Regions from separate parts of the Homo sapiens genome. Here region 2 is linked to region 1. The links are chromatin contacts, found by Hi-C or POLR2A ChIA-PET in ENCODE. All regions are on one chromosome and are shown on one strand. Each heading gives the region's core, a stretch centred on a gene start or an enhancer-like site at or near the end of the contact. The rest is flanking DNA. Distances are from core to core; before and after follow the strand shown. Region 1 holds the start of DANCR (differentiation antagonizing non-protein coding RNA). Region 2 has its middle 18 kb from the start of LINC02283.

Region 1 (6,552 bases), core at 2,415-4,914:
TATGACTATACGGTGTTATAAAAATGATTAAATAGTACTACCAACTAATATATCATTTGCTGAGTATTTACTACTTACCAAGTAGTCTGATGTACCACATATAACTCATTTTAATTACTTGTTAATAGAACCTAACACTAAGAGGTTTAAGATCACACACAGAGATTTGAACCTAGGCTCAACATTATGCGGCCCTTAGAAGGGGACTGTAAGCCACTTACCTACAAAAGGTCAAGCACCTGACTAGACCCTCTGTAATATGGTGGGAACTAAGGTGGACTTTACAGAATGGAGAGAAGCAGAGGCAGTTAGGTAAGTTTGCATGCGATGCGCAATGTAGTTCTGATGCTACAGGGCCATTACAGGGTGCTAAAGAAAATCAAGAACACATAGAAGGGCTGATGGTGGTCAGAGAAAAGTTAGGTTAAGAGCAGTAAAGTATAAGGCAATAGGGAGCATTCCAATTAAATTAAAACATTCAGAGCCCCGCAGGCCAGAGCACGTTGCCATTTTACCATAGTTTGAAAATAACCAACTTTCCACTACTACAGACATAAAGTCCTCCGCTCCTTAAGGGCACTTCTCTACAGCTTCACTGCTTCTCCAAACCTTTAAACACAACTATCCTCAGGGCCTTTGCACTAGTTTTCCCTCTGCCTAGAATGCTCTTCCCTCAACTATAGATAAGGCCATGGCATCTCCCTCAGCTCTTTCATGTTGAGTGAGGCCTCCCTTGCCGGCCATGTTAAGTCATCTCCCTTTCCTTACCCCCTTAGCAATTATAGCCAGCTAACACATTAGTTGAATGTATTTTTTGTACTAGTCTGTTCTCACATTGCTATAAAGAACTGAGACTGGGTAATTTATAAAGAAAAGGTTTGTCTCATGGTTCAGCAGGCTGCACAGGGAGCATGGCTGCTGAGGCTTCAGGAAACTTACAATCATGGGGTATGTCTAACAGGAAGCACATGGCCAGAGTAGGAGGAAGGGGAGGTGCCACACTTTTAATCTAAACTCTGCCATTCTTCTGCCTCTGCCTTGAGATAACATGTGCACAATTGCATAACCTTTATTTTTATTAATTTTTCTTTTCAGGCTGGAGCACGGTGACAAGATCATGGCTCAGTGCAGTCTCAACCTCTTGGGCTCAAGCAATCCTTCTGCCTCATTTTTTGTAGAGACGAGGTCTTACTATGTTGCCCAAGATAGTCTTAACTCCTGACCTCAAGTGATCCCCCTGCCTTGGCCTTCCCAAGTGCTGGGATTACAGGCATGAGCCACTGCCCCAGCCACACTACACATCTAAACAACCAGATCTCATGAGAACTCACTATCACAAGGAACAGCAAGAGGGAAATCCACCCTTTTCATCCAATCACGTCCCACCAGGCCCCTCCTCTAACATCGGGATTACAATTCAACATTATCCAAACTTGTGAGCAATTACCTAAATTTATGAGGCTAGACTTTACAATATGGAACATAAAAGTTTAGATAAAAAGGTAAGAACAATGCTATGAATTAAGAATGACTCCAAGATAAATATTAATACTTGCTACATAGACACACACAAAAAAACAGAATATGCTGACAGATACTCCTTCTGTGCCAAATTTTGTGAACCTTCTTAGGCTCAATGCAATGAAATAATATGAAGAGTTTATATTCTTAACAGCTCGACTGTGGTCCTTTCCTAGTTTGGTTGAAATAATTCTTAACTGTTACACCAGGACACCAAATCTCAAGAGACAAGTGACTTTCCAGAAGTCACATTGCCTAAAAGTTATACATGTGAAGCCTCTCATTCAGAGATACTCACAGGTGATGAAACTTGAGTTATCACTAATCCATTTCTTTACCTGTGAAATGGGAGAATAGAATCTGTAAGGTTAGCCGAGAGAAAAGACAAGAGACCCAAGGTCAGGCCAAGTAAGTTTATTAACCTGCCAGGCTTCTCCACCAGTCGGAGGTGGCAGCCCTGAGCTTACAAAATGAGGGGTTTATATGGGGGAGAGAGACCCTGGGGTTGTTAGTCAATTAACTTTACCACATATAATCTCATGACCGGCTTACAATATATTATCTTGTGAAAATAGGAATTTACAAGGGGGTGTAATCCACGTTTCTCATGACCTCCCCCGTGCCACCCAGAGGGCTTCGGTGTAGCAAGTCTGGTGACCTTGCTATAGCGCCTAGATAACGGTTCAGGAATGCAGCTGCAGAGTATTCAGGGTAAGGGTCAGCTGCATTGAGTTAGCGGGGGCGGAGTGGTCCTGGGGCAGCCTGTCCCTAACAGAATCCACCTCCGAGTTGTGACAATTAAATGAAAAGGTTGAAAAGGTGAACATGAAGCACCTGCTACACTGCCCTGTTGCCACCAGCATTGTCACTGCTCTAGCTCCTGTGGCACTGCACGGACACGTGGTTGCTACAAGTTAGTACGCATATTTGGCCTTATTAGAGGCACTTTCCTATTGTAACTGAAGGGATAGTTGGCTTAAGTCAATTGAAATACCAGCAACAGGACATTCCAGCTTCAATGGCTTGTGCCTGTAGTTGTCAACCTATAGAAAGAAAAGTTTTAAAATGACGTTTTAACCAAAGAAAACTGAAATGTATTGCTTGTTCTATAAACTGTAAAGAAAATCACAAAGGCGCTCAAGTTGTAACGAAACTTTTTCTGGTTCAGTTGTGACTCCAGACAGGATCCAAAGAGGAGCTTTCCAGTCTCTTCTCTGGGTTTTATGGAGACTTACTTTACCCTTCTGTGTTAGCCTCTTAAAGCACTGGGTCAACCTTAAAAGGGCACAGGAAAGGGTGCTTTGTGATTTTTTTTCTTTGATTTTTACAGGGTTCACTACTATTTTCCGCGTTGCTCTCAATACCTCGTGGATCTCTGCTTCTCTAAGTCTGAAACCACACTAGAAACACAGCTGTTTTGTTTGGTGAGCCCCTACATGGATGTTTCCTTCCAGTTAAGGGGAGCCGGATTCGGACCTTGGCGACAAACAGACGCCGGGGAACCCTCCGGTCCCACTGGCCACGTGCTCCAGGCTGACTCATTCCTTCCCCCACCCCGCTCAAGGCTAGGAACATACCTGCGCTAAGAACTGAGGCAGCTGCACTTCCGCAGACGTAAGAGACGAACTCCTGGAGCTCAAGGTCGGCTGGGGTTGGGTTCCTGTCCCGCACGCGTGGCCCGCCCGAAACCCGCTACATAGTGGCGCGTCAGCCCTGGGGAAGCAAAGCGCAAAATTGTTACGGTGCCCAGACCTGCGCCGGGAACCTCCGGCTGTTCCGCTGGGCGCGGCGCCTGTGCCTCGCGCAGCCCCGGGACGGGCACCGCCGCCCGCCCCCCGGGCCGCCGAGGGCTGCTCTACCCCTCCGTTCTGGCCGCCGGGAGCAGAGGAGCTCGAGGCGGGCAAAGCTCGTGGGGACACCGGGCGAGCCCAGCCCCTGATCGGACCCACGGGCCGGCCGGGCGCCCTCCCCGCGGGAGACCGAAAGCCGAAGACTGGAGATGCACTCACCGCGCAACTCCAGCTGACAAAGAGGCCTGCGACCTGCGACGGGCGCACAAACCAGAGAGGCGGCGCGGGGCGGGGAGGGAAGCAGGAGGGTCGCGAGGCCCGCAGCCAATCCCGGGAAGACTCTGGGCAAGGGCGGGGCGCGCAGCCGATCCCCTGGAGAGGTCGGGTAGCTCAGCCAATCCCGGGAAGATCCTGAGCGGGGCGGGGTGGAGGGCCGCGGCACGCACAGCCAATCCCGGATGGGGCGGGACGGGCCCGGCCATTGGCTGTCGGTGTCCGGGGCCGGCCTAGGTGTGGCTCATGCAGTAGCACGGGGATAAGCCATGTCTGCGCGCGGAGCATCCTTCTCTGAATTAGATTTTTCAGGCTACCTACCAATCCCCGGCGTTGGTGATTTTGGTGCTCTTGGGCCCTAGACCCTTCCTCGGGTGCCCTTCTGGAGAGGGCATCGAGGTTACTCCAGGGTTGGCCTAAGGCCCTGGGATTCCCTTTCTTAAAGCCACACTAATCCGGTGTGTGTTCATCATCTGTGTCCGCCTAAACCGTAAGCTTAAAGAGAAGCCACGACCATGTCTTGTTCAACAAGCTCACTCCCGTGGCCTCTCCTAAAGCTAGAAGGACTACCTCCTTTCCTCATGCTCCCTCTTTATTCATTTACAGAGTCCAATAAGTAGACCATAATCAGCTGGAGGGTAGGAGTTGGGGAGGTTGAGAAGGCAACCATAGCAATCTCAAGGTAACAGGCTCAAACTTGGCAAACAAATAAGTAGAAGAAAATTGGAGTATATGCTAAAAGGAGAACTTCTATTGCTGTTTCACGTACTTACCATCTGCTAACAAATCTAATCCTCAAAATATATTTAATCATCTCCAAATTATAGATGGGGAAATAATTATGTTATGTAACTTGCCCAAAGTCACAGAGCAGCTAGCCAGTGGTAGATCCAGGATTTGAACTCAAGCAGCCTGAAGGCAGAGCCCCTCAAACAACATGCTACCTAGCCTTTCCCCAGGTGTTGGGGGTGGAGCAGGAAGGGAAACCAAAAAATAGCCTACACTTGGTTAACAGATCAAGACAGGCAGCTCTGGTGGGGTGTGGCTTTGTAAACAGAAAGAACAACTCGTCCAGAGCCCCAAGATAAAACAGGAAAGGGCTTTACCTGTTTAAGGACTCCCAGAAATGGAACTTAAGGAGCAGAGTGGCCTGAGATGAGAATGGCTTGGGGCCAGACCATGCAGGAAACCCTGGAAGAGTTTTTTTGTTTTGTTTTGTTTTTGAGATGGAGTCTCGCTCTGTTGCCCAGACTGGAGTATAGTGGCACGATCTTGGCTCACTGCAGCCTCCACCTCCCAAGTTCAAACTATTCTCGTCTCGGCCTCCCGGGTAGTTGGGATTACAGGCATGCACCACCATGCCTGGTTAATTTTTGTATTTGTGAAAGAGTTTATACTTTGTGCTAAGAATGATGGAAAGCTGTTCAAGTGTTTTGTTTGTTTGTTGTGTGTGTGTGTGTGTGTTTTAACAGGGGAATGATAGGATCTGATGTAGGGTGTGGTTTCGGGTGTGATTAAGGTGGTTTTGGTGGGAAGAAGAAGTTGAGTAAAATTTACCAATAAACCCTAGCACCTAGTCATCATCTTGCAGATATTCATAGGATCTTGTTGAAATTGGAGAGTGAATACCAGTTTGTTGTCCCTTCACCTTTCTCAAGAGTCTTCCAAACATATCTCTAGTTGGAATCTGTTCTTTTTATAGTCCCTTTGGATAGCTGAGAGATATTACCTTTCCTTTAACTATGGCAATGCATGTGGTCAGGCAACATGGGAAAATATAGGAAAAGAGAAGTAAATCTCCTTAGTAAAGAGACTAATGCAGGAATTCAGCAGCAACCTAGCAGGGGCTGGGGGTAGTTGTGCAGAATGTCTTCCCTCCTCCCCAAATCAGGGGATAAAAATGGGAAGGAATTATGAAAGAATTATATTTGTGTTTGATTTAAGAGAAATTCACCTTAATCTGAAGGCTTCACATTTCTGGCCAAATACCTCAATTCAATGAACTTACAAACAGTTCATTCGAAATAGTAAAACTGTTCACTGGGCTTAGAGGAGAAATGTCTATTAAATACAGAGACAATAGAACAAAATAAACTGATTTATAATTGCTTTTGAGTTAGGTTCAAGATAATATATATTTGGTACTAAAAATCCTTATAATGCAGTTTAAAGAGAATTGTTTCAATTGGGTTTATTATTAGGCCTAATTTTTTTAGAGAAATTAGTATGTCTAATCAATCCTTCTTTCTTTCTTTTCTTTCTTTCTTTTCTTTCCCTCCCTCCCTCCCTTCCTTCCTTTTCTTTTCTCTCTCTCTCTCTTTCTTGCTCTCTCTCTCGTCTCTCTCCCTCTCCCTTTCTTTTCCCTTTGACAGGGTCTTACTCTATCACTCAGGCTAGAGTGCAGTGGCACAATCATAGCTCACGGGTCAGGCTCCAACTCCTAGGCTTAAGTGATCCTCCCACCTCAGCCTCCCAAAGCATTGGCATTACAGATGTGAGCCACCACGACTGGCCAATCTGTCCAATTTGAGGGAGTTCAGTCTCTCCAAATTTAATCTGTCGGAAGTTGAATAAAGGGACCTAGAAGAATACCCACCAGCCCTCCAGATATTCTCAGCTGGATTTCCCAGAGACACCACAAAATCACTCTTTTGGCCCAGAATTTATTCTCTTCTTCCACCCCTCCACTTCCTTTTTGTGTCCTCTGTCTTGAAGAATAACAATTCCTTAGCCCAGCTGTCCAGGACTTAGCGCAAATGCTTTCCTTTCTCAGTCTCCTCCTCCATTTCTCAGCCTCCTACTTCCTCATCTTCTTCCATGCGGGCAGTTCTTCCTATTGACCACCATGACTCTGCCTCTTCTTTCCAGCCCTTGCTTGTACTTTAGTTCTAGCTCCATCATTTACTTTCAGCATCATCCACTGCAGTAGCCTCCACCTTCATTCAGCTTCCCTGTCTCCAGTGTTCCC
Region 2 (6,552 bases), core at 1,549-4,048, 1.6 Mb before region 1:
AGGCAAGCGTGGAGGCATAAAGACAGAAAAGGAGAGCTTGAAGAGACATGTGTGATGAGAACTGGAAGAGACATGTGTGATGAGAACTGAAGGGCTTAGCAAATGGCCAGATTTCCAACTAAAACAACTCAGTGGCTGGGATCGTCAAGAACTGATACTGCAAACAGGATGTGTGGAGTACGGTAAGGGGTGGAGAGATTGGAAGAGGAGAACTGGATGAGTTTAGATGGTTTCATGGAAAGAGCTTTGCCTCTGGAGTAAGGCTCCTGCCCTGATGCTACTTTGTTCTGTTTTCTATTTGGCATCCATTTCTATGTAGCATCCATTAATCAGAGGGCCAAACTAATGGCCAAAGTTGTTAACATCTCCCCAGAAATCCAGCTTCCACAGGTGCATGAAAATCATTTACAGACCTTCCAACCAGTCCTCAGTCCGTACCCCAAATCACCTCCCCTATCAAACTCACACACCCAAGGGCTAGGCACCAGGTGACTAGAGAATGTCCCAATGCCCCAAAGCCTGCTAGAAGGATGTAGACTAGCCAGTCCTACACTGTTTACCCTGTCCCGCCTTGCCTTTCCTGCAGAAATCCCAGTCCAGGCTGTGGCCTATGCTTTCCCCTTCTGCCTCTTGACCTCTTATGCTTCCCCATGTGACCCTGTGTCACATGACATGCCTTCTCCTCTTGGGAAATGTAGTAAAAATCTTTCAATGGCATTAACTTCTGTGTGATACCACTCAATTCCTTTTATTTATCTTGTTTTTATAGACAAGGTCTCAATCTGTCACCTATGCTGAAATGCAGTCGTGCTATCACAGCTCACTGCAGCCTCAACCTCCTGGGCTCAAACGCTCCTCTTGCCTCAACCTTCTAAGTAGCTGGAAGTACAGGTGTGCACCAACACCAAGACTAGCTAATTTTTTTTTTTTTTTTTTTTTGTAGACACGGGGGTCTCACCAGCTCAGGCTGGTCTGGAACTCCTGACCTCAAGCGATCCTCCTGCCTCAGCCTCCCAAAGCATTGGGATTACAGGCTTGACCCACCATGCCCGGCCTCAATTTGCTTTAAAAATTAAGACATGAGCACAAATCACACCTCTTCCTTTGTAATTCTAGCTATGTTACTACCTTTGAATTTTCTTTTGCTCACCTAAAATATATGAGTAATAAAAAAAATTTATGTGATTGTCATGAGGCTTATTTAAAATATATGATAACAGGACGGGTGTGGTGGCTCATGCCTGTAATCTCAGCACTTTGGAAGGCCAAAATGAAAGGATCACTTAAGACCAGGAGTTTGAGACCAGCCTGGTCAACATGAAGAGACCCCCATCTCTTTTTTTTTTTTTTTTTGAGACAGAGTCTCACTCTGTCACCCAGGCTGGAGTGCAGTAGTATGATCTCGGCTCACTGCAACCTCCGTCTCCCAAATTCAAGCAATTCTTCTGCCTCAGCCTCCTGAGTAGCTGGGACTACAGGCGTGCACCACCATGCCCGACTAACTTTGGTATTTTTAGTAGAGATGGAGTTTCACCATAGTGGCCAGGCTGGCCTCAAACTCCTGTCCTAGTGATCCACCCGCCTTGGCCTCCCAAAGTGCTGGGATTACAGGTGTGAGCTGCCACACCCGGCCCCCATCTCTTAAAAAAAAAGAAAAGTTATAAAAGTCTTTGCACATTATAATCATGTTCATTATTATCACTAACTCTCAAGAATGTGATCTGCTAGTGCCTTTTTCCCAGCAAACTCAGCTTCTTACAGGCACAATATTGTCAATGAATTCATGTTCATGAAGCATCACCCCTGTCCAGATGCAGGGCATCCTATAACCCAGGTAAATTCACTGTGATCTGACCAAGCAACAGATATAGAGCTATGAGAAACAGGATTGGTTGGTCTTACCTAATGCATACAAAACTCTTCACTTAAAAGAGAAAAATTAGTAAAAAGGACTCCCCCTGTGTATTTTTTTAAATGTTATATTTATGATCATTCTAGCTAGAACTTTTCAGGAGTCCAACTATTCAGAACTTGACTATTAAGCCTTTGTTTAAACCCAATTGTTAGTTTATAAAAACTTCCCGCTAGACTCTCAATTATTGTTGTTCTAAACACAATGATTTGAGAACAAAAATGAAACAAAAGATGTTTTAGAAAGAAAAGAAAGGCAATACATGAAAAAAAGCAGACAGAAGGAAAATGGCCTTTTCCAGCAGCAAAATGCTGTTCTTGTTATTCCAAAACATAACAGTAATTCTACAGAGAGCCTCCCACAGTTTCAAGTTGCTAACAAAGAAAGGCTTGTCCAATACCAGTCAGAGAGTATCAGAACCAAGATGGTGACTCTCTTTAAAGGAACTCAGCATGAGAAAATTTCTAGATTTCCCATAGCATTTAATGCTAACTCCATGTGGTTCAGAGTGAGAACAGATTGCAGCAGGATCACAACCAGAATGAGGCATGTGAGATGCCTGAGGTGCAAAATTTAAGGAGGCACATGGACTCCCAACTCTGTTGAGTGTCCCTGGTCCCCACCCTATGGTACAGCTACAAGGATAAAGAATTTCCATTCTAACACCATTAACATAGAGGAGCTCTATCAAGTGGCTAGCCCTCAGCTGTAGCATAGTCTAAATACACACTATTGTATGCTGTACTCCACGCTGAAGCAGGCCTCTATGGATGGACTGGGTCCTTTGCCAAGTAGCTTTCATAGAAATCTAACGACAGTCCTGAATTTGAAGAGGAACTGAAACTAAACATTTGCTTATTCAGACCAGAAGTAGAACAAACTCTCAGCCTCAGTGAGGTACAAGTCAGTGTTTCTGAGAAATTCACAAGTTCTACAAAAACACCTTTTATGAAAGTAGCCACCACCCAAGATCACCCACGTACTTAATTCCAGTAGTGCTTGGGGTAAAAAATTTCCCTATATCTAGTTCTTCCTTTAGCCTCACTCACTCCAGGCTTGGACAGGTTGCCAGTAAAACTCTGGGTTTTTTTTTAAATCTGGGATACAATTATTCCCATAAGTCTGATGGCAAATGAGTGCATTCTGTGGAGTGTTTGGTTTTTCCAGATTCAAGAAAAGCTCTATTTAACTGCAAAGGGTGCTTTTCAGCTGTGTCCCTACTAAAAGCTTCCCATACAGTCACTCTCAAGACTGTTGTTCTTTTTTCACTAGAGACGGCCACAGTCATTATGTTGTAAGCATTCTGAGTTGATGCACATGGGAAGGAACTTCGGGGTCAACATTCAATCTGGCTTCAGGAGTTGCCAGATTTGAGTGTTGGTTTCTCAGTTAGTCTGCTGCCCCGAAGCTCCCCCATAAATCCTTCTGTGAATGGGTAATTTATTCAATCCTGCAACAAATATTTACTGAGCACTTACTCTGAACCAGCACTGTTCCAGGCACCAGGGATGTATCAGTGAACAAAACATGCAAATTCTGTCATCACATAGTTTACATTCTAGAAGGGGAGGCAGAAAATAACCAAAAGCACGTCAATAAACTATACAGTAAGTTAGAAGATTATACGTTGTAGGGGAAGAAAGAGAAAGTTGAGCAGGGTAGGTGGGATGGGATGTGCTGGGGATGGGGGCAGCATAGAGGTGGACATGGTGGGATGGTGCCGATGGCAAGGTTAAATAGGACTGTCAAAGTCGGCCTCTTGGAAAAGATGAAATTAAGGAGATACTTTAAGGAAGTGAGAGGATTATCCAAAGATAACTAGGGAAAGAGCATTCCATACAAAGGGAACAGCCAGTTCAAAGGCCATGACAGGGGTGTGTTCTTGTTGTGCTCTAGAAACTGCAATGAGGCCCGTGAGGTTGGAAGGAAGTGAACAAAGAGAACGGAAGAGAACTTTGAAGAGGTGACGAAGGCCAGATCGTGACAGGCCTTGATAAGTGTAAGACGAAAAGACATTGCACGGTTTTGAGCAGAAGAGTGATCATGACTTCATTTTAAAAGGATTCCTCTAGCTGCTGCTTTGAAAATAGTCTGTTGTGGGAGGGAAAACAGCAAAGTGGGGAGACTTTTGAGGAGCCTACTGCAGTCATACAGGTGAAAGGTCATGATGGCATGGCCCAGGGTGGCAGCACTAGAGAGAGTGAGAGCGGTCAGATTCTGAATAGATTTCAGGTATGCTTAAGGGAGAACCAGAATCTTGGCAGATTAGACACAGAACGTGAGAAAGAGGATTGCCAAGGATGACTCCAAGATTTGGGGCATGAGCAACTGGAAAATTAGAGTTGCCATCAACTGAGATGATGGACACTGATGGTGGATCAAGCTTGAGAGAAGGAAGAAGTTAAGTTTTTTGTTTTTTTGGTTTTTTTGTTTGTTTGTTTTTTGAGATGGGGTCTCGCTCTGTCACCCAGGCTGGAGTGCAATGGCACAATCTCGGCTCACTGCAACTTCCGCCTCCTGGATTCAAGAGATTCTCCTGCCTCAGCCTCCTGCGTAGCTGGGATTACAGGTGCGCACCATCATGCCCAGTTAATATTTGTATTTAGTAGAGATGAGGTTTCACCATGTTAGTCAGGCTGGTCTCAAACTCTTAACCTCATGGTCAGCCTGCCTCAGCCTCCCAAAGTGCTGGGATTACAGGTGTGAGTCATCGCATCTGGCTTGGAAGTTAAGTTTTTTGTTTGTTTTGTTTTGTTTTGAGACAGGGTCTCACTCTAGTCGCCCAGGCTGGAGTGCAGTGGCATGATCACAGCTCACTGCAGCCTCGACTTCCTGGGCTCAGGTGATTCTCCCACCTCAGTCCCCTGAGTAGCTGGGACTGCAGGCATGGGCCACTATGTCTTGCTAATTTTTTGCATTTTTAGTAGAGACAGGGTTCTGCCACATTGCCCAGGCTGGTCTCAAACTCCTGGGCTCAAGTGATGGAAATTGTTTTGAAGGTAAGAGATCAGCTACTTTATATCCTGGCATGCCTGCAGTCCCAGCTACTGGGAAACTGAAGTAGGATGATCTCTTGAGCACAGGATCTCTTTGAGTCCAGCCTGGGCAATGTAGTGAGACCCCATCTCTAAAACAGATATATATAGCTGATAGATAGATAGATAACAGATAGATAATAGATAGATAGATAGATAGATAGATAGATAGATAGATAGATAGATCAACTATTTGACATTCAAATGAAGATGTTGAGTAGGCAGTTGGACACACAACGAGATAGCGAGAGAGAGAGAGAGAGAGAGGCCTGGGTTACAAATATACATTTAGGATCTGCCAGCATATAGATAGTATTTGAAGCCCTGAAGTTAGATGAGACCAAAAAAACAAACAAACAAGACTCTTAGAGAGTCTGCAGCACCTAACCTAGAGACCTGGGGCACTCTAACATGAATAGAGGCCAGGAAAAAAAGGATCAGCAAAGCAACTGAGAAAAAAACAACCTGTAATGCAGGAGAAATACCAAGAGAGTTTGATATATTGGAAGCACAATGAAGAAAGCATACATTAAAAATTAAAATGACAGATATCCCCATACAACTTTTTAGTTTGTTGCAAATAGGTTGTATCGCTTATGCTTACAAATGTTATTTGTTACAAAGAATGGATAACTGAAAATAGTCGCCTAAAGATGTATTTTTCTCATGCAAAAAAGAATCTAGAGGTAGATAGGTCAGGGCTAATGCACCTATGCAAGAATGTCATTTAAAAGCCTGTCTTCTGTCTCCTGGACTGCCACTTTCAGTGTGTAATTTTTAACTTCATGGTCAAAAGATGATTGCTGCAACTCCAGGCAGTAATTCTAAGTTCCAGGCAGAAAGAAATGGGAAGAGCAAAATGAGAAAGACAGAACCTTTTCCTCAAGCTTTTACTTTTTCAGTGCACTAAGGAAGTCCTCCCAAGAAATTGCACCTACATCTTACTGGCCAGAATAAAATTCCATCTGCAAGGGAATTTGAGTACATTGATTTCCAACACTTGCATTAGAAAAAAGTAATAATGGCAATGTTTAGAAAAGATGTTCAGTGAGCCAATCTACTCAGTCATATATACAGCATCTGCAGCAGAGGGTAAGAAATGATACAATAAGGATCTTATGGCTGTAGAAATAAATAGAAAGCTGGAGTGTCCAAGGTAATATCTCTCTGATAAATATATGTATCTAAATGACTTTGTACCTATACCTGAGAGTTATAACCAGACCACTACCCTATTGCTTCCATTTGAACCTCATTTTGTTTTTATTCTGATCAATATCCAAGAATTTCACATGTGAGAATTTTTGTTTTAACTCTATATTGGACCAATACCATTCTCATTTAAAATGAGATCAGCTCAAGAGGATGACTTCAAGAGCCAAACAACCTTGCAGCTCCATCATCACTTTTGGTTTATGGGAATGACTGGCTCCATCCCTGCCTTTCAAAGAGATGTTCTATCTGTAGATTATAGTTATTAAATATTCATGAACCCATCTTATAAGAGAAATATCAATTAATGAATTATGGCTTATTGTTCTTTTGGCTTAGAATACTCTTACCTTCTTCTCTGACTAGAAAAAAATATCCTTCAAAACTCAACTC

What was found. A loop is a pair of places that touch in the nucleus more often than their neighbours do. ChIA-PET counts read pairs that join two places held with the same protein, here RNA polymerase II (POLR2A). Pooled maps may share reads with other maps.
Region 2: a pooled map shows a loop between it and region 1 (6-fold over the local background). The contact joins the enhancer-like site here to the promoter of DANCR in region 1. A Hi-C loop is called at or near these places in 1 of 37 single-sample maps with no recorded cell type and 2 of 50 pooled maps. POLR2A ChIA-PET finds 5 or more read pairs at or near these places in 1 of 52 experiments (AG04450).

What each region holds. Positions count from the first base shown.
Region 1 is chr4:52,709,506-52,716,057 of GRCh38, reverse strand. It overlaps DANCR (differentiation antagonizing non-protein coding RNA), which reads right to left and starts at 3,664. Exons shown (of 5, transcript NR_145129.1): 1 at 3,531-3,664; 2 at 3,099-3,234; 3 at 2,516-2,564; 4 at 1,820-1,859. MIR4449 (microRNA 4449) reads right to left here and starts at 3,376; the gene lies at 3,311-3,376. SNORA26 (small nucleolar RNA, H/ACA box 26) reads right to left here and starts at 2,809; the gene lies at 2,688-2,809. RefSeq lists an enhancer at 2,981-3,030 and silencers at 3,281-3,850, 3,025-3,858.
Region 2 is chr4:54,311,982-54,318,533 of GRCh38, reverse strand. No RefSeq gene overlaps it. Among named protein-coding and RNA genes, the nearest start is that of LINC02283, 18 kb to the left of the region's middle. Within about 2 kb of position 2,798, at least 2 of the 41 ENCODE cell types and tissues checked have a DNase peak (open chromatin) inside an H3K27ac peak, as active enhancers do.